Linked DNA regions of Homo sapiens: region 1 is linked to region 2. The links are chromatin loops, found by intact Hi-C in ENCODE. Cell type or tissue: heart left ventricle. All regions are shown on one strand. Each heading gives the region's core, and the rest is flanking DNA. Links, peaks and the distances in the headings are about the cores only.

What was found. Hi-C counts contacts between places; a loop is a spot of excess contacts. Peaks named below come from ENCODE experiments on the same cell type or tissue, not always from the same donor. Only the 100,000 strongest peaks of a DNase experiment are listed, where the experiment ranks them.
Region 1: it touches region 2 in a loop (12-fold over the local background); 25 of 110 quality-filtered maps call a loop at or near these places.

What each region holds. Positions count from the first base shown.
Region 1 is chr19:11,777,644-11,790,218 of GRCh38, forward strand. It overlaps ZNF441 (zinc finger protein 441), which reads left to right. Exons shown (of 4, transcript NM_152355.3): 2 at 1-94; 3 at 687-750; 4 at 2,376-6,435. The coding sequence ends at 4,263. Among named protein-coding and RNA genes, the nearest start is that of ZNF491, 15 kb to the right of the region's middle. RefSeq lists a silencer at 3,668-3,868. In heart left ventricle, for the core only: a CTCF peak has its summit at 7,731 (motif pointing left); no DNase peak of the experiment used is centred there.
Region 2 is chr19:11,667,533-11,680,107 of GRCh38, forward strand. It overlaps the pseudogene ZNF833P. Among named protein-coding and RNA genes, the nearest start is that of ZNF823, 65 kb to the right of the region's middle. RefSeq lists an enhancer at 6,784-7,341. In heart left ventricle, for the core only: CTCF peaks have their summits at 6,159 (motif pointing right) and 6,372 (motif pointing right); DNase peaks (open chromatin) are centred at 6,179, 6,449 and 9,559; H3K4me3 peaks cover 1,416 bases; H3K27ac peaks cover 315 bases.

The DNA.
Region 1 (12,575 bases), core at 2,961-10,960, 110 kb after region 2:
TTCACCTGTGAGGAGTGGGCTTTGCTGGGTCCATCACAGAAGAGTCTCTACAGAGATGTGATGCAGGAAACCATCAGAAACCTGGACTGTATAGGTAAGGATGTCATCATGTCTTCACTTAGTCAATTAGAGACATTTGTTTCTTGGTCATCAATGCTGTTCAATTATTTGAAATATGGAAGGGTATATAATTGGCCCTTGAACCAGCCACCCAAGCAGTCATACATCTTCTCCCGCACAACTTAACCACTAGTAGCCTACTGTTTACTGGCAGCATTACTGGTAACATAAACAGTTGATTAATACATGTATTATATGTCATATGTATTACATGCTATATATTCTCACAGGAAAGTAAGCTAGAAAAGGAAAATATTCATTAGGAAACCATAGGTAAGTGGAACATTATTTAGTATTCATAGAAAATACAACATTACAAAGTTTTCATTCTGATTGTCTTTACATTGAGTAGACTGAATAAGAGGAGGGGTTGGTCTTGCTGTCTCAAGAGTAGCAGAGACTGAAGAAATTCATATGTAAGTAGACCTGTGCAGTTCAAACCTGTGTTGAAGACTCAGCTGTAGTTTGGTGTGTGAATCATGCATGATTGTAGTGTACATAAAATCTTACAGTCTTTCTATAATTTTATAATAATTTATAGTCATTTTTCTGGTTCTAACTTTTAGGAATGATATGGCAAAATCATGATATAGAAGAAGATCAGTACAAAGATCTCAGAAGAAATCTAAGGTAATTTGCACTCACAAGAGAAAGCTGTGTCCTTGAAGTGATTCATAGTATGCCAGAAATTTTATTTTATTTTGTTTGTTTTAGAGACAGTGTCTCACTTTGTTGCTCAGGCTGGAGTACAGTGGTATGATCATAGCTCGCTGTAGCCTCGGACTCCTGTGCTCAATGGTCCTCCCATTTCAACCTCCTGAGTAGCTAGGGTTACAGGCATGCACCACCACATGTGGCTACATATTTAGTTTTTGTAGAGATAGAGTCTTGCTGTGTTTGACCAGACTCATCTCCAGCTCCTGTCCTTAAGCGTTCCTCCTGCCTTGGCCTCTCAAAAGGCAGGTATTGCAGGCATGAGCCACTGTGACCAGCCCAAAATTTTAAAAAGAAGCAAGGAAAATTAACAAGCCCACCTTAAATTTATTTATTCTTAGAAAATTTTCTTCAAAAACATATACTTAAATGTGACATGGCTATGGCTATTCAGTGCCTGCAAAATAGTTCCCTTGGAAACAGTATTAAGAATTCCCATATGAATGTCACTATCTTCAAAACAGCTGGGGTTGAGTTACCTTGTACATCATTCTGTCCATTCATGTTCAAAGAGGGCATGAGACCTACACTTTGCATGATAATGTTAGAAATGTAAATCCAGGCCAGGTGCGATAGCTCACACCTGTAATCCCAACTATTTGGGAAGCTGAGGCAGGAAGACTGCTTGAGCCCAGGTGTTCAATCAGCCTGGGCAACGTGGCAAGACGCCCTTTCTACAAAAAATACAAAAATTAGCTAGGCATGGTGGCCTGTGCTTGTGGTTTCAGTTACTTGGGAGGCTGAGACAGGAAGGTTGCTTGAGCCCAGGAGGTCAAAGCCGCAGTAAGCCCTGTTCACATTACTATACTCCAGCCTGGGCAACAGAGCAAAACCCAGTTTCAAAAAAAAAAAAAAAAAAAGAAAAAGAAAAAGAAAGGCTGGGTATGGTGGCTCACCCTTGTAATCCCAGCACTACAAGAGGTCAAGGTGGGCAGATTGCTTGAGCTCAGGAGTTCAAGACTAGCCTGGGCAACATGGTGAAACCTCGTCTCTATAAAAAATACAAAAATCTAATCTCAGCATTTTGGGAGGCTGAGGTGGGCAGATCACGAGGTCAGGAGATCGAGACCATCCTGGCTAACATGGTGAAACCCCGTCTCTACTAAAAATACAAAAAATTAGCCAGGTGTGGTGGCAGGCGCCTGTGGTCCCAGCTACTTGGGAGGCTGAGGCAGGAGAATGGTGTGAACCCGGGGGAGGTAGAGCTTGCAGTGAGCCGAGATTGCGCCACTGCACTCCAGCCTGGGCAACAGAGCGAGACTCCGTCTCAAAAAAAAAAAAAAATCAGCCATGTGTGGTGGCTTATGCCTGTAGACCCAGCTATTTGAGAGGCTGGGGTGGGAGGATGGTTTGAGTCCGGGAGGTGGAGGTTGCAGTGAGCTGAGATCACACCACTACACTCCAGCCTGGGCAACAGAGCGAGAACCTGTCTCAGAAAAAAAAAAGAAAAGAAAGAAAGAAAAGAAATGTAAATCCAATACTTATTAATACAAAATCATTTATAAACAAACCTTTACTAATGTACTTCTTATTTTTTACAGATGTCATATGGTAGAGAGAGCCTGTGAAATTAAAGATAATAGTCAATGTGGAGGACCCTTTACCCAGACTCAAGACAGTATTGTGAACGAGAAAATACCTGGAGTAGATCCATGGGAAAGCAGTGAGTGTACAGACGTCCTCATGGGTCGTTCATCTCTTAATTGCTACGTTAGAGTTGACAGTGAACACAAACCATGTGAGTATCAAGAATATGGAGAGAAGCCATATACACATACACAATGTGGGACAGCTTTCAGTTATCAGCCCTGCTTTCAAATACATGAAAGACCTCAGCATGGAAAGAAACTCTATGATTGTAAGGAATGTGCAAGCTTCAGTTCTCTTGAAAACCTTCAAAGACACATGGCAGCACACCATGGAGATGGACCTCGTATATGTAAGTTGTGTGGAAACGCCTTTATTTGGCCTAGTTTATTTCATATGCTTAGAAGAACTCACACTGAAGAGAAACCATATGAATATGAGCAGTGTTCTACAGCGTTTCCTGCTTATAGTTCCACTCTAAGACATGAAAGAACACACAGTGGAGAGAAACCCTATCAATGTAAACAATGTGGGAAAGCCTTCAGTTGTTCCTGTTACACTCAACTATATGAAAGGACTCACACTGGAGAACAATCCTATGAATGTAAGCAATGTGGGAAAGCATTTTATCATCTTGGAAGCTTTCAAAGACACATGATAGTGCACACTGGAGATGGGCCTCATAAATGTAAGATATGTGGAAAAGGCTTTCTTTCTCCCAGTTCAGTTCGAAGACATAAAAGAACTCACACTGGAGAGAAACCGTATGAATGTAAGTATTGTGGGAAAGCATTCTCTGATTGCACAGGTTTTCGAAGACACATGATAACGCACACTGGAGATGGACCTCATAAATGCAAGGTATGTGGGAAAGCCTTTGATTCTCCCAGTTTATGTCGAAGGCATGAAACAACTCATACTGGGGAGAAACCCTATAAATGTGAATGTGGGAAAGCCTTTAGTGATTTCTATTACTTTCGAAATCATGAAACTACTCACACTGGAGAGAAGCCATATAAATGTAAACAATGTGGAAAAGCCTTCATTTGTTGCACTTACCTTCAAATACATGAAAGAATTCACACTGGGGAGAGACCCTATAAATGTAAACAATGCGGAAAAGCCTTCAGGTCTTCCAATTACATTCGAGTACATGAAAAGACTCACACTGGAGAAAAGCCCTATGAATGTAAGCAGTGTGGAAAAGCACTTTCTCATCTGAAAAGCTTTCAGAGACACATGATAATGCACACTGGAGATGGACCTCATAAATGTAAGATATGTGGGAAAAGCTTTGATTCTCCCAGTTCATTTCGAAGACATGAAAGAATTCACACTGGGGAGAGACCCTATAAGTGTAAACTATGTGGGAAAGGCTTCAGGTCTTCCAGTTACATTCAACTACATGAAAGGACTCACACTGGAGAGAAACCCTATGGTTGTCAGCAATGTGGGAAAGCATTATCTGATCTCTCAAGCTTTCGAAGACACATGATAACACATACTGGAAATGGACCTCATAAATGTAAGATATGTGGGAAAGGCTTTGATTATCCCAGTTCAGTGCAAAGACATGAAAGAACTCACACTGGAGAGAAACCCTATGAATGCAAGGAATGTGGTAAAGCCTTCAGTCATTCAAGTTACTTACGAATACACGAAAGAGTTCATACTGGAGAGAAGCCGTATAAATGTAAGGAATGTGGGAAACCATTCCATTGTCCCAGTGCCTTTCATAAACATGAAAGGACCCACAGTATGGAGAAACCCTATAAGTGTAAAGAATGTGGGGAAGCATTTCATTGTATCAGTTCCTTTCATAAACATGAAATGACTCACTAGAGAAAACCCCTATGAGTGTTGAACATGTGAGAAAGCCTTAAGTACTTTCAGCTTCTTACAAATACATAAGAGACTCACACTGAAAAAAGTTGTATGAATATAAAAATGTACTAAAACCTTCCATTTTTTTCAGTACCTTTTGAAAACATGACCAAACTCATACTTCAAAAATATATATATAATGAATGTGAGGAATATGAAAAAACTTTCTTTGTCTAGCAAACTTTCAAAGGTGGTTATTATAACATACTAGCAATGGACCTTACTACTGTAAGGAATGTAGAAATGCATTTACTAGTCCTAATTCATTTCAGTTACATGAAAGATTTCAAACTGCAGAGAACCACTATGAATGTAAACAATGTGGTAAAGCATTTAGTAGCTTCAGTTTCTTTTGAATACAGTCTTCTCTAGTTTCTGAGGTGAATTGATTCCAGCACCCTCAGGAATACCTATATTCAGAGATATTCAAGTCCCTGATATTAAAAACAGCATATTTGCATATAATCTAGGCACATTTTTCTGTATATCTTAAATCATTTCTAGATTACTTATAATACACAATGCATTGTAAATTCTGTATAAGTTGCTTTTGTATTATTTAGGGAATCATGACAAGAAAAAAGTCTACATGTTCAGTACAAATACAACTGTCATTCATTGTCCTAAGTACGTGTACATGTCAGCAACAATGTCAGGATCTGTGGAGTTTGCGAGTATAAGATCTTTAAGTGTTGAAGGTTTCATCTCCATAATTGCAGCTGCTTTAGCTACAAATATTATAGGAAGCTGTTCCTTCTTTTTCTTTACATCACCAAACCTTCCAGTGGTTATAGGCATTTTGTTATCCTTCAAGTGACCTGGAGCCTTTGTTGCATGACAGGATTGTACCTGAAGATCACATTCTTTAACAATTGGACCTACTGAATCTGTAAAACTACTAGAAGAAAACATATTGAAAATACTTCAGGACATTGGTTTAGGCAAAGATTTTATGGCTAATACCTCAAAGCACAGACAACAAAGATAAAAATAGACAAATGAGACTATCTTACACTAAAAAGTAGCTGTGCAAAGTAAAGGGAACAACAAGAGTGCAGAGAAAACCTGTTGAATATGAGAGAATATTTGCAAACTATGCGACAAGGGACTAATATCCAAATATACAAGGAACTCAAACATCTCAACAGCAAAAAATATAAATAATCCCATTAAAGTGGGAAAAGGATGTGAACAGACAGTTCTCAAAAGAAGACATGCAAATGGCCAAAAAGTATATGGAAATATGTTCAACATCACTAATGATTAGGAAAATGCAAATTGAAACCACAATGAGATACTCTACTTAGAATTGTTCTTACTAAAAAAGATAAAAAACAACAAATGCTGATGAGGATGTGGAGAAAAGAAAACTTTCACTGTTGGTGAAAGTATAAATTAGAACAACTACTGTGGAAAACAGTATGTAGATTTCTCAAAAACCTAAAAATAGAACCACCACATGATCCAGCAAACCAAGTATAACCACAGGAAAAGAAATCAGTATATCAAAGAGATACTTGCACTTGCATATTTATCACAGCACTATTCATGATAACAAAGATATGGAATTAACCTAAGCATCCATCAGTGGACACAGGGATAAAGAAAATGTTTATGTACACAGTGGAATACTATTTGGCCATAAAAAAGAGTAAAATGTTATTGCTAACAACATGGATGGAACTTGAGGTCATTATGGTAAGTGAAATAAGCCAGGCACAGAAAGACAAATACCACATGTTCTCACTTATATGTGGGAGGTGAAAAACTTCACCTCATGGAGATAGGGAATAGAATAAGTTATCCGGGGCTGAGAAGGGGAAATGAAGAGAAATTGGTGAATATGTACAAATTTCCATTTAGATCAAAGGAATAAGTTCTGATGTTAGAAAGCATACTAGAGTGAACTATAGTTAGCAAAAATATATTGCATATTTCAAAGTAGTTGGAAGAGAGGACTTGAAATGTTACCAACACATAGAAGTGGTAAATACTCAAGATCATGGATACCCCAAATACGCTGACTTGACCATTACACATTCTATGCATGCAAGAAATGCTCATGTGTACCTTATATATATGTAAAATATGTATCAATAAAAGAAAATATATAAGATAGTTTTAAAATAACACTATTGTCAGGTGTCTGTGGGCTGAGGAACAGCCTAAGGTGTAAACTTAAGTTCTTCTCAGGTCTTTTCTTAGTTGCACCTGTCCCTGGGCATGTGTGGTAACTGTCTAATTTTCTCTGCATGTATGGTTATTTTTGCACAACCTAATCTTCAGTGGCTCTCAAAAGGAGAGGAATAAAAGCATTAAGGGAAAAATAAAAGGCACCAGCCTGGAAGTCACTTCAGATGGAGGGGAAGGGCCTTCAAAAAATGGAGAGAGATGCAGCAGCAACAGTCACCACCACTTCTTTGTCTGTAACTCTGTGATCAGAAGCAACAATTATCAAGCAGTGCGCAGATCCCCAATATTTGGAAGACAGGTCCTTTTTGTCCACCCTGGCCCCCCAAAACTGCATGCAGACTGCTGTTAGAACTTATGCATAGCTACCTGTCATGGAGCTGAGGAGGGGGAATGAGTCAGGGCTGCTGACTCAACTAAGAGTTGAAATTGACCGAAATTAACCCAATTTTATTAGCCAATTATTTCCCTGGAAGCTGCAAGCTTTTAATAGTATCCGCAGTTTCAAAATAGCTACATGAGTTGGATTCTGCCAATGCAAATCCAGGTGGGGGATACAGATTCTTCATGCTTTTTATTCTGCCATCTTCCTTGAATCCTCTGACCTGACTTTTTATACTAATACATTACTTCAGGTCCCATCCCACATGTCACCTCCTCAGCAAGTCTTTCTGTCACCTCAGTTACTCCTTTCCATATATACATTTTTTTTAATACACTTTTCAGAGTCAGGGAAATCCGATTAGGTTCACAGACTTTACTGCTTTCTTAACAACCTATGAAAAGTCAAATCATATAAATGAACCAAACTGAATAGTGTCACTGTTACTTTTATGAAGTGTTATCCCGTAGATTTAAAAAAAAAGAAAGAAAGCCGGGCGCGGTGGCTCACGCCTGTAATCCCAGCACTTTGGGAGGACGAGGAGGGTGGATCACCTGAGGTCAGAAGTTCAAGACCAGCCTGGTCAACATGGTGAAATCCCGTCTCTACTAAATATACAAAAATTAGCCGGGCGTGGTGGCAGGCGCCTGTAATCCCAGCTACTCGGGAGGCTGAGGCAGGAGAATCGCTTGAACCCGGGAGGCAGCGGTTGCAGTGAGCCGAGATCGCACCATTGCGCTCCAGCCTGGGCAACAAGAGCGAAACTTCGTCTCAAAAGAAAAAAAAAACTGCTTTGCACCGATTTGCAGAAAAAGAGACAACGAACTCCCTCTCGTGGTGAGGATGGCATTAACATCCACACATAACTCCTTTAGGGTGTGGATTTCTGAATTGTGCTGAGATCTCCAGAATTTACAGCAAGTGATGGTCAGTTTAAAATATTCTGTGCCTTCAATGAAGAAGTAGTGTAGCAGGTTAGGGAGAAGAGAAGCAAATAAAATGGATGAGGTCCTCACTTAGTATATCACAATCTCTCCTGGAAGACTATTTATTTATTTATTTTTTTGAGACGGAGTCTCGCTTTGTCACCCAGGCTGGAGTGCAGTGGCGTGATCTCGGGTCACTGCAAGCTCCGCCTCCCGGGTTCACACCATTCTCCTGCCTCAGCCTCCCGAGTAGCTGGGACTACAGGCGCCCGCCACCACGCCCAGCTAATTTTTTGTATTTTTAGTAGAGACGGGGTTTCACCGTGTTAGCCAGGATGGTCTCGATCTCCTGACCTCGTGATCCACCCGCCTCGGCCTCCCAAAGTGCTTGGATTACAGGCATGAGCCACCGCGCCCGGCTCTGGAAGACAATTTCAAATGAATAAATCAAGGAACATGAGAGAGCCACAAGGGAGTTCAACCTGAGTCCAGTTAGACTCCTTGAAAGGGAAAGCTATTTACAGAATACTTCGGATTTAGCTGCGGAAATGATTTGATGGGTCAGTGGTGGTGGAGTGAGGTTGAGACCATTTAAAATAGGTGACGTAAACATGTGAAACCTCAGACACAGAGCCCTTGGTGTTAACCATGATCTGTTGAAAGTCAGAAGAATGAAGCAGAGGGAATTGTTGGAAGCTCACATTTGATTAGCTTTTTTACATATAACATGTGTTGACAAGGCCGGGAGCGGTGGCTCACGCCTGTAATCCCAGCACTTTGGGAGGACGAGGAGGGTGGATCACCTGAGGTCAGGAGATCGAGACCATCCTGGCTAACACGGCGAGACCTCGTCTCTACTAAAAATACAAAAAATTAGCTGGGCGTGTTGGCGGGCGCCTGTAGTCCCAGCTACTCGGGAGGCTGAGGCAGGAGAATGGTATGAACCCAGGAGGTGGAGCCTGCAGTGAGCCGAGATGGCGCCACTGCACTCCAGCCTGGACAACAGTGCGAGACTCCATCTCGACAACAACAACAACAAAAAACAATGTGTTGACGTAGAAATTATTTATTGATGTATTTTTCTCAAACTAATAATTATTTTGAAGGGTTTTTTTTCCACCATGTAAACATAACCAACTCCCAGGAGCTTCCATGTGTATATGCTTAAATGTATAATATGTGTAAAAGTTCTATCAGACTTAAATCATCCATTTATCACACTTTAAACACCTATGAATGACCAGCCTGGGCAACATACCAAGACCTAATTTCTACCAAAAAAATTTTCTTTCTAATGATCCAGGCATAGTGACATGTACCTGTAGTCCTAGCTACTCCAGAGGATGAGGTGGGAGGATTGCTTGAGCCTAGGAGGTTGAGGCTGCAATGATCCGTGATGGCATCACTGCACTCCAGCCTGGGTGACACAGTGAGACCCTGTCTCAAATAGAAGAAAATGTCAAATAAGATGAATGTGATTGCTTAAACTCTTCCACACAGAAGAATTTATCAAGATGGTCTTCAGAGGTATATCATGAGGAAGCAGTACAGTGCAATGAGGAAAAAACAACAAAAAACAAGTGAAGGGGGCAGAAGACCTCAATTCTACTCTTTACTCTCTCTAGATGTGAAACAACCTTGGGCAAGTCACTGCGCCTCTTTGAGCCTGTTATTTCATCTGTAAGAAGCTGAGATAATTAATATATCATAGATAATGTAGTGTTCTCAGTAGAAACTGAAACAGCACTCTGAGATCAAACTCATTAATATTCCTACAACAAAATGAGTAAATACTTGAAACAGAACAAAACAGCCAATAAATAGCCTCTTATTTCTTGATGTCAGGTTCATGCCTACCTTACAAAATAGAGTTGTCAGAGCTTTTTGGTTCGTAGAACTGAAGAAAAGGGACTGTAGACTCATGGAAGTGTCTAATGTCAGAAAGCCAGATATGTCAAAGATGAATTTCTGAAATTAAAACATTTTATTTGGGAAGAAATACTTGTAATTCAGGGCATACACACAGACCAAGTGGTCTTTGGTATGTCTTAAAAACAGAGAACATTGGAGGTTTCATGAAAAGGAGAAGTGTTACATATGGTTCTTCAAGAAAGTTCATTGGCACTAGTAAGGTTTTTGGGAGTTGGAAAGTTCTGATCGGGAAATGATGGCAATGAGTAAAACTATTCTTAGAGCCACAGCAAGTTGTTTCAGTAACTATTAGATAAAACCGGTTTCAGGATACAACTGGCTGTTTCAGCAGCTTGGCAGAGAATGACATGCTTGGAGCATTGGTACGTGCCCTGAGTGCTTTTCCCCCTTGGCCTGTTGACTCTTATAGTTGAGTTTGGCAAGAATGACCCAATTTATGTGATCAACATTCAGTTTGCTAATTCACAACAAAACAATTTTCTGCCACTCCATGACTAATGTTTTTAAATAGCCCTCAGCCTTTGGCTTGAACTTACCAAAGGACTTTTCAAACTAAACCATGTCCACTCTTTTTTTTTTTTTTTTTTTTTTGAGACAGTCTCGCTCTGTCGCCCAGGCTGGAGTGCAGTTGTGCAATCATGATTCACTGAAGCCTTGACCTCCTAGGCTCAGGTGATCCTCCTGCCTCAGCCTCCTGAGTAGCTGAGACCACAGGTGCATGCCACCATGCCCAACTAATTTCTATAGAGACAAAGTTTTGCAGTGTTGCCCAGGCTGGTCTCAGACTGCTGGGCTCAAGCAATCCACCTACCTCAGCCTCTCAAAGTGCTAGGATTACAGGCATGAGCCAAACATTTAAAGAACTAATACCAATCCTACTCAAATTATTCTGAAAAATAGAGGAGGAGGCCAGGTGCGCTGGCTCACACCTGTAATCCCAGCCCTTTGGGAGGCCGAGGCAGGCAGATCACGAGGACACGAGTTCGAGACCAGCCTGACCAACATGGTGAAACCCCGTCTCTACTAAAAATACAAAAATTAGCCAGGTGCGGTGGCACGTGCCTGTAATCCCAGCTACTCAGGAGGCTGAGGCAGGAGAATCGCTTGAACCTGAGAGGCAGTGGTTGCAGTGAGCTGAGATCACACCACTGCACTCCAGCCTGGGAGAAAGAGCAATACTCCACCTCAAGAAAAAAAAAATAGAGGAGGAAGGAATACTTTCAAACTCATTCTGAGTCCAGTATTACCCAGATACCAAAACCAGGCAAAGACACATTAAGAAAACTATAGGTCAATATCCCTGATGAATATTCATGCAAACATCCTCAACAAAATACTAGCAACCGAATTCAACAACACATCAAAAAGATAATTTATCATGACCAAGTGGGATTTATCCCAGGGATGCAAGGATAGTATGTGATACATCATATTGACAGAATGAAGGACAAAAACTATATGATCATTTTAATAATGCTGAAAATGCATTTGATGAAATTTGACATCCCTTTATGATAAAAAAAACCTTCAAAAAAACCGAGTATAAAAAGAATATACCTCAACATAATAAAAAGTCATATATGACAGACCCACAACTAGTATACTGAATGGAGAAAAACAGCCTTTCCTCTAAAATCTGGAACAGGACAAAGATGCCCACTGTCACCACTGTTATTCAACTTGGTACTTGAAGTCCTAGTTAGAGCAATCAGATAAGAGAAAGAAATAAAGGGCATCCAAACTGGAAAGGAAGAAGTCAAATTATCCTTCTTTGCAGATCACATGATCTTATATTTGGGGAAAACCTAAAGACTTCACAAAAAAACTACTAGAACCAATAAATTCAGTAAAGTTGCAGGATACGAAATCAACATATAAAAATCAGTAGCATTTCTTTCAGAACAAGGATCACTGGGAGAAAAAAAATAAAAATTAAAAAGCCAAAAATGAATAGCATTTCTATATGCTAACAGTAAACAATCTGAAAAAGAAATCAAGAAAGTCCTCTTTACAATAGCTACAAATAAAATACCTAGGAATTAATTTAACCTAAGAAATAAGTGAAAGATCTCTACAATGAAAACCATAAACCATTGATGCAAGAAATTGAAAAGGACAAAAAATGGAAAGATATTCCATGTTCATGGATTGGAAGAATAAATATTGTTAAAATGTGCCTACTACCCAAAGCAACCTACAGATTAAATACAATTCCTATCAAAATACCAAGGACATTCTTCACAGAAATAGAAAAAATAATCCTGAAATTTATATGGAACCACAAAAGACCTGGAATAGCCAAAGCTATCCTGATCAAAAAGAACAAAACTGGAGAATCACATTACTTGACCTCAGATTATACTACAGAGCTATAGTAACCAGAACAGCATGGTCCTGGCATAAAAACAGATACATAGACCACTGGAACAGAATAGAGAACCTAGAAATAAATCTATACATTTACAGTGAACTCATTTTTGACAAAAGTGCCAAGAATGTACATTGGGGAAAGGACAGTCTCTTTAGTAAATGGTGCTGGGAAAACTGAATGTTCATATGCAGGAAAAAGAACCTAGACCCCTATCTCTCATCATATACAAAAATCAAATCAAAATGATTAAAGGTTTAAACCCAAGACCTCAAGCATGAAACTACTGAAATAAAACATTGAGGAACGTCTCCAGGACATTGGAGTAGGCAAAGATTTCTTAGGTAATACCCCACAAGCATAGGCAATGAAAGCAAAAATGAACAAATGGGATCACATCAAGTTAAAAAAGAAACAACATAGTAAAGGAAACTGTCAACAAAGAGACAACCCATAGAATAGGAGAAAACAC
Region 2 (12,575 bases), core at 1,638-9,637:
CACTGCAACCTCCGCCTCCCAGGTTCAAGCCATTCTCCTGCTTCAGCCTTCTGAGTAGTTGGGACTACAGGTGCGTGCCACCACGCCCAGCTAATTTTTGTATTTTTAGTAGAGGTGGAGTTTCACTATGTTGGCCAGGCTGGCCTTGATCTCTTGAACCTCGTGATCCGCCCACCTCAGCCTCCTAAAGTGCTGGGATTACAGGCATGAGCCACTGTGCCCAGCTGATTATTTCTTTAGAAGATTTTATTTTATTCTACCTAGGAATAAAATGGCTGGGTGTTGTGACAGGTGTATGTTTAACTTCTTAGGAAACTTCCAAACTGTTTTCCAAGTGGCTGTTCCATTTTGTATTCCCACCAACGTCATAAGAGTTCCAGTTGCTTCGCATTGTCACCAACATTTGATATAGCCAATCTTACTAATTTTAGACTCCCAAATATGTGTAGTGGTATTAGAATTGTGGCTTAATGCCAGGCACAGTGGCTCACGCCTGTAATCCCAGCACTTTGGGAGGCCAAGGCGGGCGGATCACGAGGTCAGGAGATCGAGACCATCCTGGCTAACACGGTGAAACCCCATCTCTACTAAAAATACAAACAATTAGCCAGGTGTGGTGGTGGGCGCCTGTTGTCCCAGCTACTCCGGAGGCTGAGGCAGGAGAATGGTGTGAACCTGGGAGGCGGAGCTTGCAGTGAGCCGAGATAGTGCCACTGCACTCCAGCCTGGGTGACAGATCGAGACTCCACCTCAAAAAAAAAAAAAATTGTGGCTTAAGTTTGTGTTTACTTAATGAATGATGATGTTGAATGATATTTCATGTTTTTATTTGTCACTGAAAAATATTCTGTGGTCAAGTATTAATGACATTGATTGTTTTCAGATTATTAGTTTTTGAGAGTTCTTTATATATTCTGGATATAATTGCTGCATCAGATTATGGTTTGTATGTATTTTCTCCCATCTACGGCTATTCTTTAAAAATCCTTAGCAGTCTCTAGGCCGGGAGTGGTGGCTCATGCCTGTAATCCCAGCACTTTGGGAGGCCAAGGCGGGCAGATCACTTGAGGTCGGGAGTTCGAGACCAGCCTGACCAACATGGAGAAACCCCATCTCTACTAAAAACACAAAATTAGCCAGGCATGGTGGCACATGCCTGTAATCCCAGCTACTCGGGAGGCTGAGGTAGGAGAATCGCTTGAAGCTGAGAGGCAGAGGTTGCGGTGAGCCGAGATTGCGCCATTGCACTCCAGCCTGGGCAACAAGAGCAAAACTCCGTCTCAAAAAAAAAAAAAAAAAATCCTTAGCAGTCTTATGCCTATAATTCCAGTACTTTGGGAGGCCAAGGCGGGCAGATCACTTGAGGTCAGGAGTTCGAGACCAGCCTGGCCAACATGGTGAAACCCCATCTCTACTAAAAATAGAAAAATTAACCAGGCATGATGGTGTGTGCCTGTACTCCCAGCTACTTGGGAGGCTGTGGTGGGAGAATTACTTGAACCTGGGAGGCGGAGGTTGCAGTGAGCCGAGATCATGACACTGTACTCCAGCCTGGGTGACAGAGCGAGACTCTGTCTCAAAAAAAAAAAAAAAAAAAATTCCTTAACTGTATCCTTCACAAAGCAAATTTTTATTTTAATGAAGTTTAATTTCTCAATTTTTAATGGATTCTGCATCTTTGTCATATGTATGCAATTGTAACGTAACCCAAGGTCAAATAATTTCACCCACATTTTCTTTACATTTTATAGTTTAGATTATACATTCAGTTTTGTGATCCATTTTGAGTTAATGTTTGTATATAGTGCAAGACACAGATCTACAGTCTTTACTTTTTGCATATGCATATTCTATTTTTTAGCATTATTTGTTGAGAAGAGAAATTTTGACTCAATTGTTCACTTTGATTAAAAAAAACTACTGGACCACATGTGTAGAAATGTTACTGGAACATTTATTCTGTTCCATGGATATATTTGTCTACTTGCCAAAGACATTGTCTTGATTAGGATTGCTAAATTTTCTTTGTTTTTTTTTCAGAATTATTTGGCTATTTGTTTGGTTATTTCAGGTACTTTTCACCTTTTTTTTTTTTTTTTTTTTGAGATGGAGTTTCACTCTTGTTGCCCAGGCTGGACAACAACGACAACGCGATCTCGGCTCACCGCAACCTCCGCCTCCCGAGTTCAAGTGATTCTCCTGTCTCAGCATCCCAAGTAGCTGGGATTATAGGCATGCGCCACCATGCCCAGCTAATTTTGTGTTTTTAGTAGAGATGGAGTTTCTCCATGTTGGTCAGGCTGGTTTCAAACTCCCGACCTCAGGTGATCCTCCTGCCTCGGCCTCCCAAAGTGCTTGGGATTACAGGCATGAGCCACCACGCCCGGCCTTCATCATAATTTTATAACTTCATAATACATTGTTCTTTTTCTTTTTCTTTTTTAAAAGATTCAATGATTTTTTTTAAAGCAATAAAAAATAGTAAAAAACCCTTTGTGTTTACTGAAGTGGTTATCATTTCTGGTCCTCTTCTTTCTTTCCGGATTTCCACTTGGCTTCATTTTTCTTTGCACCCATGCAGTTTAGGGATGTCTCTTATGGAGCAAGTATGCTGATTACAAACACTTTCACTATGGCTGAATTAATAATTTATTTTCCCTTCATTTGGAAAGATATTGTTTGCTGGATATAGGATTCTCAGTTGATATACTTGTTCTTTCATTACTTTAAGGTAGTTGTTCTATGGTCTCCTGATCTGCGCTGTTGCTGGTAATAAGTATGTAATGAATCCTATCTTTGGTTCAGTGTAGTTAATGTGTCTTTTTCCTGTTGCCTTAAAGCTATTTTAATTGTTCTTGCTGTGAAGTAGTTTACTGATGATGTGCTTGGTGTAGATTTATATACATATATGCTCATGGTTTGTTGAACTTTTTTGATTTCTGGGTTTATAATTTTCATCCAGTTTGGCAAATGTGAAACCAGTATTTGTTGAAATATTTTTTGTCATGCTCTTTCCTCTGCCAAAGAGTCTTGTTATTTGCATATTATGTCACTTGTAATTTTCCCACTACACAGCTCACTGATTTTCTGTTTTTTGTTGTTGTTGTTTTTTTTGCTGGGTGCTTCATTTGGGATAGTTTCTACTGCTAGGTCACAAGGTTCACTCGTCTTCTTCTCTGCAGTATCTGATTTGCTGTTTATTCCACTCAGTGTAATTTGTTATCCCAGATGTTGTTTTCATGCCTAGTAGCTTGAATCATGTTTTTTTCTTTAGTTTTTAGATTGTTTGGAGGTAAAATATACTAACAGAGAATTTGCCATTTCGATCATTTTTAAAATGTGCCATTTAGTTGTAGTAAATAAATTTACGATGTGGTGTAACCAACGCAGCTATTGATCTCTAGCATTCTCTCATCACTCTAAACAGAAATTGGGTACTCATTAAACACGTCCCCAGTCTCCCTTCCCCCCAGCTCCTGATAATGTCTATCCTACTTTCTCTATGAATTTGGCTATTCTAGGCACCTCATATAACGGGAAGGATACAATATTTGTCCTTGTGCTGGGCATGGTGGTTTATGCCTGTAATCCCAGCACTTTGGGAGGCTGAGGCAGGCAGATCACGAGGTCAGGAGTTCGAGACCAGCCTGACCAACATGGTGAAACCCCGTCTCTACTAAAAATACAAAAATTAGCCAGGTATGGTGGTGTGCACCTGTAATCCCAGCTACTCAGGAGGCTGAGGCAGGAGAATCGCTTGAACCTGGGAGGCAGAGATTGCAGTGAGCCAAGATCACACCACTGCACTCCAGCCTGGATGACAGAGTGAGACTCTGTCTCAAAACAAAACAAAACAAAAAATTTGTCCTTGTGTGTCTGGCTTATTTCACTTAGCATAATGTTTTCCAGGTTCATTCGGGTTGTATCATGTATGAGGAATTCATTGCTTTTTCTGTCTGAATGATACTTCATTGCACGGAGAAACCACACTTTGTGTGTCTACTCTAAACACTTTTCTTTTTTTGTAAAGATTTTAAAAATATATTTAAAAACTAGTTTGAGAGTAATTGAATTAAATCATTGACTGGAAGAGTTGTTTCTACAGTAATATTTTGGCTACTGTGAATTAAGATGGCTATGAAATTGGTATACATGTGTCTGTGTAAGACCCTGCTTTTACTTCTTTTGGGTATATACCTAGAAGTGGAATTGCTGGTGTAAAGAGTAATGGATGTTTCCCTTTTCTTTTTTTCTTTTTTCTTTTTTTTGAGACGGAGTCTTGCTCTGTCACCCAGGCTGGAGTGCAGTGGTGCGATCTTGGCTCACTGCAAGCTCCGCCTCCCGGGTTCACACCATTCTCCTGCTTCAGCTTCCCGAGTAGCTGGGACTACAGGCGCCCGCCACCAGGCCTGGCTAATTTTTTGTATTTTTAGTAGAGACGGGGTTTCACCATGTTAGCCAGGTTGGTCTCGAACTCCTGACCTCATGATCCACCCGCCTCAGCCTCCCAAAGTGCTGGGATTACAGGCATGAGCCGCTGTGCCTGTCCTGTTTTTGTTTTTGTTTTTGAGATGGAGTTTCGTTCTTGCTGCCCAGGCTAGAGTGCAATGGCGTGATCTCGGCTCATGGCAACCTCTGCCTCCCGGGTTCAAGTGATTCTCCTGCCTCAGCCTCCCGAGTAGCTGGGATTACAGGCATGCACCACCACGCCCGGCTAATTTATTTTGTATTTTTAGTAGAGACGGGGTTTCTCCACGTTGGTCTGGTTGGTCTCAAACTCCCGACCTCAGGTGATCCACCCACCTCGGCCTCCCAAAGTGCTGGGATTACAGGGGTGAGCCACCACACCTGACCTTCCTTTTAAATTTTTAAAATGTTTGCTTCATATATTTTGGGCCTCTGTTATTTAGTGCAATTATATTTATAACTGTTATATATTCTGTATGATTTGAGCCTTTTATAGTGCTCTTCTTTGTGTCTTTTAACAGTTTTTGACTTAGTCTATTTTGTGTGACAATTGTATAGCCACCCCTGCTCTCTTTACATTACTATTTGCATGGAATATCTTTTTCTTTCATTCTCTTTCAACTGACTTGGGTATTGAGATCTACAATGAATGTGCTGTAGACAGGATACAATTTGATCATATTTTAAAGATTCATTCTCCCTGCCTCTGTCTTTTGTTTGGCAAGTTTATTCCATTTAATTACCGATAACGAAGGCATTATGTCTGCCATTGTACTATTCGTGTTCTGTATGACTAATAGCTTTGTTTTTCATAAAATACGAGGAATTCCTTATGTTTTCAAAATCAGTGTCTAGTTTCTTGGCTTTTGATTGGAAACTTTTATTAACACTTAAAGGAGGGAGCATAGCCACACTCTGCAGAGGGGACAAGAGGGCAAGTTGAACTCCCAGAGCTGAATCCTTATGTATCTTGCCTCATCACCATGACTTGGTAATGAGGCAGGGACACTCTGGGGACCCATTTCTTTTTCTTATCTTTTTTCTTTTTTGAGACAGAGTTTTGCTCTTTCGCCCAGGCTGGAGTGAAGTGGCACAATCTTGGCTCACTGCAACCTCTGTCCGCTCCCCCCGCCGCCCCACCCCGGGTTCAAGCGATTCTCCTGCCTCAGCCTCCTGAGTAGCTGGGATTACAGGCGCCCACCATCATGCCTGGCTAATTTTTGTATTTTTAGTAGAGACGGGGTTTCACCGTATTGGCAAGGTTTGTCTCGAACTCCTGACCTCAGGTGATCCATCCGCATTGGCCTCCCAAAATGCTGGGATTACAGGTGTGAGCCACCGCACCCGGCCTCTGGGGACCCATTTCAACAGTCTGGCACCCATGGTTGGGAATATGTTTAACCTCTAAATTGGGGTTTTCCTGCTGAACTGCGTCTGAAAGACTGCTTCTCTGAGCTAGCTCATGTTTTTGCTTTTTCTCTCTATTGATTCCTTTATAGAATATTGCTGTCATATAAGTCCAGCTTTTCCGTGAATTTAACAGTTTTATCCTGTTATCGATGTGTTTTTATTTTCTTGAAAATAAGCAGATTGAGACATCAGATGGGAGAAAGGCTTGACTATGTCGCCAGCAGCCTCATGCCAAATTCCTGATTCCTGGAGGACAGAGCCCCCCTCCTGCTCCAAGGCCAGGAGATGGCGCCACTGGACAGTGAGTCTGGGATTCCTAGCACACACTTGTGATTGCTGGTCCAGGAAAAAGAAGCAGGAAGGGCCATTAGTACAATCAGTCAGGAAATTCTGCTTAAGTGCACATTTCTCCCCAGGAGAGTCGGGTCACTGCACTGGGAGGAAGCCCGCCTGCCAAGGGCTGTGTCTGGAACCTGTTCATCGCGCTCCACTCAGCACAGTGAGATCGCCTCTTCTGTTACTCGGTCTCCAGGGGGCGGGACCTGGAGCCGTATCCAATCAGGGCCATGGGGTGGGGTCGTGAGAACTGTGGATCAGGCGCACTGCAGGGAGGTGGGTGCGCGGCATCTTCACCCCTCTAAATGCGGCTCCTACTCTGTAGCTGACAGACACCCACAGACGTGTCTGTAGCATCCTCTGTCACACTGGGACCCGTACTGGCAGCAGGAGCCGTAGGGAGGACTGGGACACCTGGAAGCCAGGAATTGGTGAGTGTGCGGGGCTGAGGGTCCCGAGACTAGGATGGGACTGGTTGGAACCGGCAGGAATAGACCGTGGCGGGACCCGGGCCTCTTCGTAGTTGACTCTGGGTTCTGAGACCCAAGTCCCCCTGGCGCACCTCGGCCCTGGTTCCTCTCAGGCCGCAGGGTGGGGCTGCGACGGCAGCCGAGACCCCTAGCCGTCCGGTCCAGTCCCTGTGCAACTGACTGTGGCCCCAGGCCCAGCGCCCTCTCTGGTCAGCTCCGCGCCCGCTGCCCCAGTCACGCCCGCTGCCTCCGTGTCTCCCCAGATTGTACGGGGGCCACTAGAGGGTCATGGGGGAAATCCTGCCTCGAGTATGGGGTTCGTGTGAGAGGAGCTGTAGGCTGTGGGGTCCCCAGTTCCCTCTTTCTCACCAGGGGCTTTTGTATTTTATCTGAGTTTCCCAAATATACGCGAAGCAGGGTCTCAAATCCGCGACTGTGGTCCCTAGGCTACCTTCTCCTAAGGCTGGCAGCAAATTTGGGATTTCCTGATCCCTTTCCGCATTTTATAACACGGATTTCCTTTAGTTCACAACAGTATCACTTCTTCGTCCTCCAGGCTATGTTTCAAACACAGGCAGTATTTTAATCGTCATTTTTTTAGAGGGCAGTATATGGCCGTTTTAAAAATATTTGTTTTGTGTTTGTGAACGTTTCAGAGAAAAACCACCTGACACTCCGCTGTAAACAATCTTTGTGTCTCTTTTTATCTGCCCTAGGCACAGACACCTTCTGAGAATGTCTTGGGTTGAGATTCCCCTTTGGAAACTTTACAGTGATGCGACCTCAGCCCACCCTCTGCCTTTTCCTGATCCTGGGTTTCAGGACTACCTGGGGCTGGCCCAAGATGCCTACAGCTGCCAAGTCTCTTGGGAAAGTCTAGTGAATATCAGCCCCTAGGTCGTTCCTCCCAAAGAGCCTGAGGTGTGGCGGTGAGGCCTCCCCAGGGAGCAGCTGGATGCTATGGGGTGGGACCAGTCTCCTATATCATTATTGTAAAAAACTAATCCCTTGGGACACGCCTTTTCTTCTCCAACCCGTTTCCATTCCTTGGGGACACATGGCTAGTCAGCCAATCAAATTCTGGTATGGAGGAAACCAAATTATTTCTGTCCTGTAATCCTAGCACTTTGGGAGGCCAAGGTGGGTGGATCACCTGAGGTCAGGAGTTCAAGACCAGCCTGGCCAACATGGTGAAACCCCGACTCTACTAAAAATCCAAAAATTAGCTGGGCGTGGTGGTGCACCCTTGTAATCTCAGCTACTCGTGAGGCTGAGGCAGAATTGCTAGAACCCGGGAGGTGGAGGTTGCAGTGAGCTGAGATTGCGCCACTGCACTCCAGCCTGGGCGACAGGGCAAGACTCCGTCTCAAAAAAAAAAAAAAAAAAAGAAGAAATGATTTCTGTCCTCTGGATTCTCTCAGTCTAGTGAAAGAAGAAAACCACCCCCAATGAGTTGTTGCAAGGACCTGAAAAGCACACAGTTGAGTGTCTTCTGGGAGGGTGGTCACTGAGCACTTCAGGGAGCAGCTTGGAGGTGGGGGGATGTCCCAAGTGATAGGATGATGTGACCTGACACTTGAGTCAGACACTTGAGTGTTTCAGGTCAGCACTGCCCCTCCCTGGGTTTATCACCTTGAAAAAATTGGTTTACTCATTTCAGCTTCAGGTTTTTTTTTTTTTTTTTGAGACGGAGTTTCACTGTTGTTGCCCAGGCTGGAGTGCAATGACGCGATCTCGGTTTGCCGCAACCTCCGCCTCCCAGGTTCAAGTAATTCTTCTGCCTCAGTCTCCCAGGTAGCTGGGATTACAGGCATGTGCCACAATGCCCACCTAATTTTGTATGTTTAGTAGAGATGGGGTTTCACCATGTTGGTCAGGCTGGTCTCGAACTCCCGACCTCAGGTGATCTGCCCACCTCAGCCTCCCAAAGTGCTGGGATTACAGGCGTGAGCCACCATGCCCAGCCATCAGCTTCAGTTTTTTTTTTTTTTTTCTTTTAGGATTGCTTTTATGAGCTAGGCATATTTGTATGGGAAGGGGGAATTTTTTTTTCTTTTTTTAGTATTTATTTATCATTCTTGGGTGTTTCTCGGAGAGGGGGATTTGGCAGGGTCATAGGACAATAGTGGAGGGAAGGTCGGCAGATAAACAGTTGTGAACAAGGGTCTCTGGTTTTCCTAGGCAGAGGATCCTGCGGCCTTCTGCAGTGTTTGTGTTCCTGGGTACTTGAGATTGGGGAGTGGTGATGACTCTTAACGAGCATGCTGCCTTGAAGCATCTGTTTAACAAAGCGCATCTTGCACTGCCCTTAATCCATTTAAACCTGAGTGGACACAGCACATGTTTCAGAGAGCACGGGGTTGGGGGTAAGGTTATAGATAACAGCATCCCAAGGCAGAAGAATTTTTCTTAGTATAGAACAAAATGGAGTCTCCTATGTCTACTACTATCTACACAGACACAGTAACAATCTTATCTTTCTTTTCCCCACATTTCCCCCTTTTCTATTCGACAAAACTGCCATCGTCATCATGGCCCGTTCTCAGTGAGCTGTTGGGTACACCTCCCAGACGGGGTGGAGGCCAGGCGGAGGCGCCCCCCCACCTCCCAGACGGGGCGGCTGGCCAGGCGGGGGCTGCCCCCCACCTCCCTTCCTCCTGGACAGGGCAGCTGGCTGGTCGGGGGCTGCCCCCCACCTCCCTCCCGGACGGGGCAGCTGCCGGGCGGAGACCCTCCTCACTTCCCAGACGGGGCAGCTGCCAGGCAGAGGGGCTCCTCACTTTCCCAGACAGGGCAGCTGCTGGGCGGAGGGGCTCCTCACTTCTCAGACGGGGTGGCCAGGCAGAGACGCTCGTCACCTCCCAGACGGGGTGGTGTTCAGGCAGAGACACTCCTCAGTTCCCAGACGGGGTCACGGCCGGGTAGAGGCGCTCCTCACATCCTAGACAGGGCAGTGGGGCAGAGGCGCTCCCCACATCTCAGACGATGGGCGGCAAGGCAGAGACGCTCCTCACTTCCTAGATGGGATGGCGCCGGGAAGAGGCGCTCCTCACTTCCCAGACTGGGCGGCAGGGCAGAGGCGCTCCTCACATCCCAGACCATGGGCGGCCAGGCAGAGACACTCCTCACTTCCTAGATGGGATGGTGGCCGGGAAGAGGCGCTCCTCACTTCCCAGACTGGGCAGCCGGGCAGAGGGGCTCCTCGCATCCCAGATGATGGGCGGCCAGGCAGAGACGCTCCTCACTTCCCAGACGGGGTGGCGGCCGGGCAGAGGCTGCAATCTCGGCACTTTGGGAGGCCAAGGCAGGCGGCTGGGAGGTGGAGGTTGTAGCAAGCCCAGGTCACGCCACTGCACTCCAGCCTGGGCAAGATTGAGCACTGCGTGAGCGAGACTCCGTCTGCAATCCCGGCACCTCGGGAGGCCAAGGCGGGCAGATCACTCGCGGTCAGGAGCTGGAGACCAGCCCAGCCAACACGGCGAAACCCCGTCTCCACCAAAAAATACAAAAACCAGTCAGGCGTGGTGGCGCACGCCTGCAATCCCAGGCACTCGGCAGTCTGAGGCAGGAGAATGAGGCAGGGAGGTTGCAGTGAGCCGAGATGGCGGCAGTACAGTCCAGCCTCGGCTCGGCATCAGAGGGAGACCATGGAAAGTGGGAGACGAGGGAGAGGCTCAGCATCAGAGGGAGACCGTGGAAAGTGGGAGACGAGGGAGAGCAGCTTCAGTTTTTTAATAACTGTAAAATGCACTATATTATTAGAGATGGATGGAGAAGTTAAAGTATTTCCAAACATGCCAGAAGAAGGTAGGTTTTGGTAGGTTTTAGGAAAAAAAAAGTCTAGTCTTGTATTCCCTTATAAAAATTCTTATTTTTCTTCCCAGAGCCTGGGTAGTAAGTTTCTCAGCTCCTTTTTCTATTGGGTGATTTCAAATGGAATTCTAGGCCTTAGCATGAAAATACTACCAGGGAAAAGAAATAGGGAAAAAAACCTCTCTTCCATTTTGGTTACAGAAAAAATGAGTTGTTTTCAAAAGAAAGTGTGGTGGATTATACTGGTGAATTACAAAGATGTTCCATAACCTCAGTTCTTCTCCTTCTCAGGTTGAAGAATTTGTGACCGTGGATAAGTTCGTTTCCTGTTATGTGAACTTGGCAGATTAATGCTAAATCCTGTGGGACAGCATTTAGCAACACCTAAAAAAGTACTCAATTATGATTTTTTGTGTACTAAATGATTATGGAAATACTAATTCTGTGTGGAAAGAACACACTCAAAGGGCTTTTTCTATTCTTTCAATAACAACAATCAACACAGAAGACTTTTGTGACCAAAAGCGTGGGTTTTCTCCCTACCAAAAGGCAAGCAGTGTATCCTGCAGTGGACAGCAACTGGGTCTCTTCCAATTCAGTTTTGACATTCTCTACCCTGGAGATAGTTTCAGAGCCCATAGGTTGATGGCTCAGTCCCCACATCCCTCCCTCCCTGCCTGCCACTCCCTACCATTCAGGTATCAGTGGTAAGTCTGGACCAATTATAACCCACAGGTTTCAAGTTGGAGTTCTTGTGCTCTCTTTGGGTTTAACTTGCTATTGTGGCTTGCAGAACTCAGGGAAACACTTACTCATCTTCACAGTCTTCTTTCATTTCTTTTTTTGTAGAGATGGAGTCTCTCTATGTTGCCCAGGCTGAACTCCTGGCCTCAAGTGATCTTCCCATCTTGGTCTCCCAAAGTGCTGGGATTACAGGTGTGAGCCACCATACCTAACTCTCAGGTTTCTTTCTTTTTATTTTTTTTTTTTGAGACAAGAGTCTCACACTCTGTGGCCCATGCTGGAGTGCAGTGGTGCGATCTCAGCTCGCTGTAACCTCCACTGCCCGGATTCAAGCTATTCTCCTGCCTTGGCCTCCCGAGTAGCTGGGATTATAGGTGCACACCACCACGCCTGGCTAATTTTTGTATTTTTAGTAGAGACGGGGCTTCACCATGTTGGCCAGGCTGGTCACGAGCTCCTGACCTCAAGTGATCCACCCACCTTGGCCCCCCAAAGTGCTGGGATTACAGGCACGAGCCACTGCACCCAGCCAAGGATATTTTAAAGGATACAAATAAACATCCAGGTGAAGAGATACATAGGGTGAGGTCTAGAAGGGTCTTGAGCACAGTAGCTTCTGTCTCTGGGGTTAGGGTGTGCCACCCTCCCAGCTGATGGATAAGTTCTTGTTTACCTTCCTATAAGCCTGCATGTGTTGAGCTGTCTGGGAGCTTTCTGAATCCTGTACTCTGGGGCCTTTTCTTGAGACCTCATTGGATAGGCATGATTCATAACTATGTAGAAATTAGCTGGACAAAAAAGGTAGAATCTAATACTGATAGACTGAATGGGAAAATCCACCAAGCCCTGTCTGTTCAGATTCTTTTTGGCTTCTCTATGTAGCATTCCTTCCTCCAGGGTATGAGACAGGACCCCTTCTGAAATGAGCGTCTGATGACCCACAATCAGAAAAGCTGGGAAGATTAGACTCCTTCCTTGGGCAGGTGAAGGACAGCAGGAGGTCAGTGAGAGAAATTCTGTCTTCTCAGTCCTGCCTCTGAAGCCTACAGTGCCACAGCACTATAACAGGGGCTGTGACAGTTACGAGCCAGGAAAAATGCAAAAATTAGCCAGGTGTGGTGGCGCATGCCTATAAACCCAGCTACCCGGGAGGCTGAGGCGGGAGAAGTGCTGGAACCAAGGAGGCGGAGGCTGCAGTGAGCCGAGATTGTGCCACTGCACTCCAGCCTGGGTGACAGTGTGACTTGGTCGAAATTAAAAAAAAAAAAGTTCCACATATCCCTAGGGCAGAGGCACACTGCAGCCAAGCTCTTTGCTAAGGAAAAACAAAAGTGA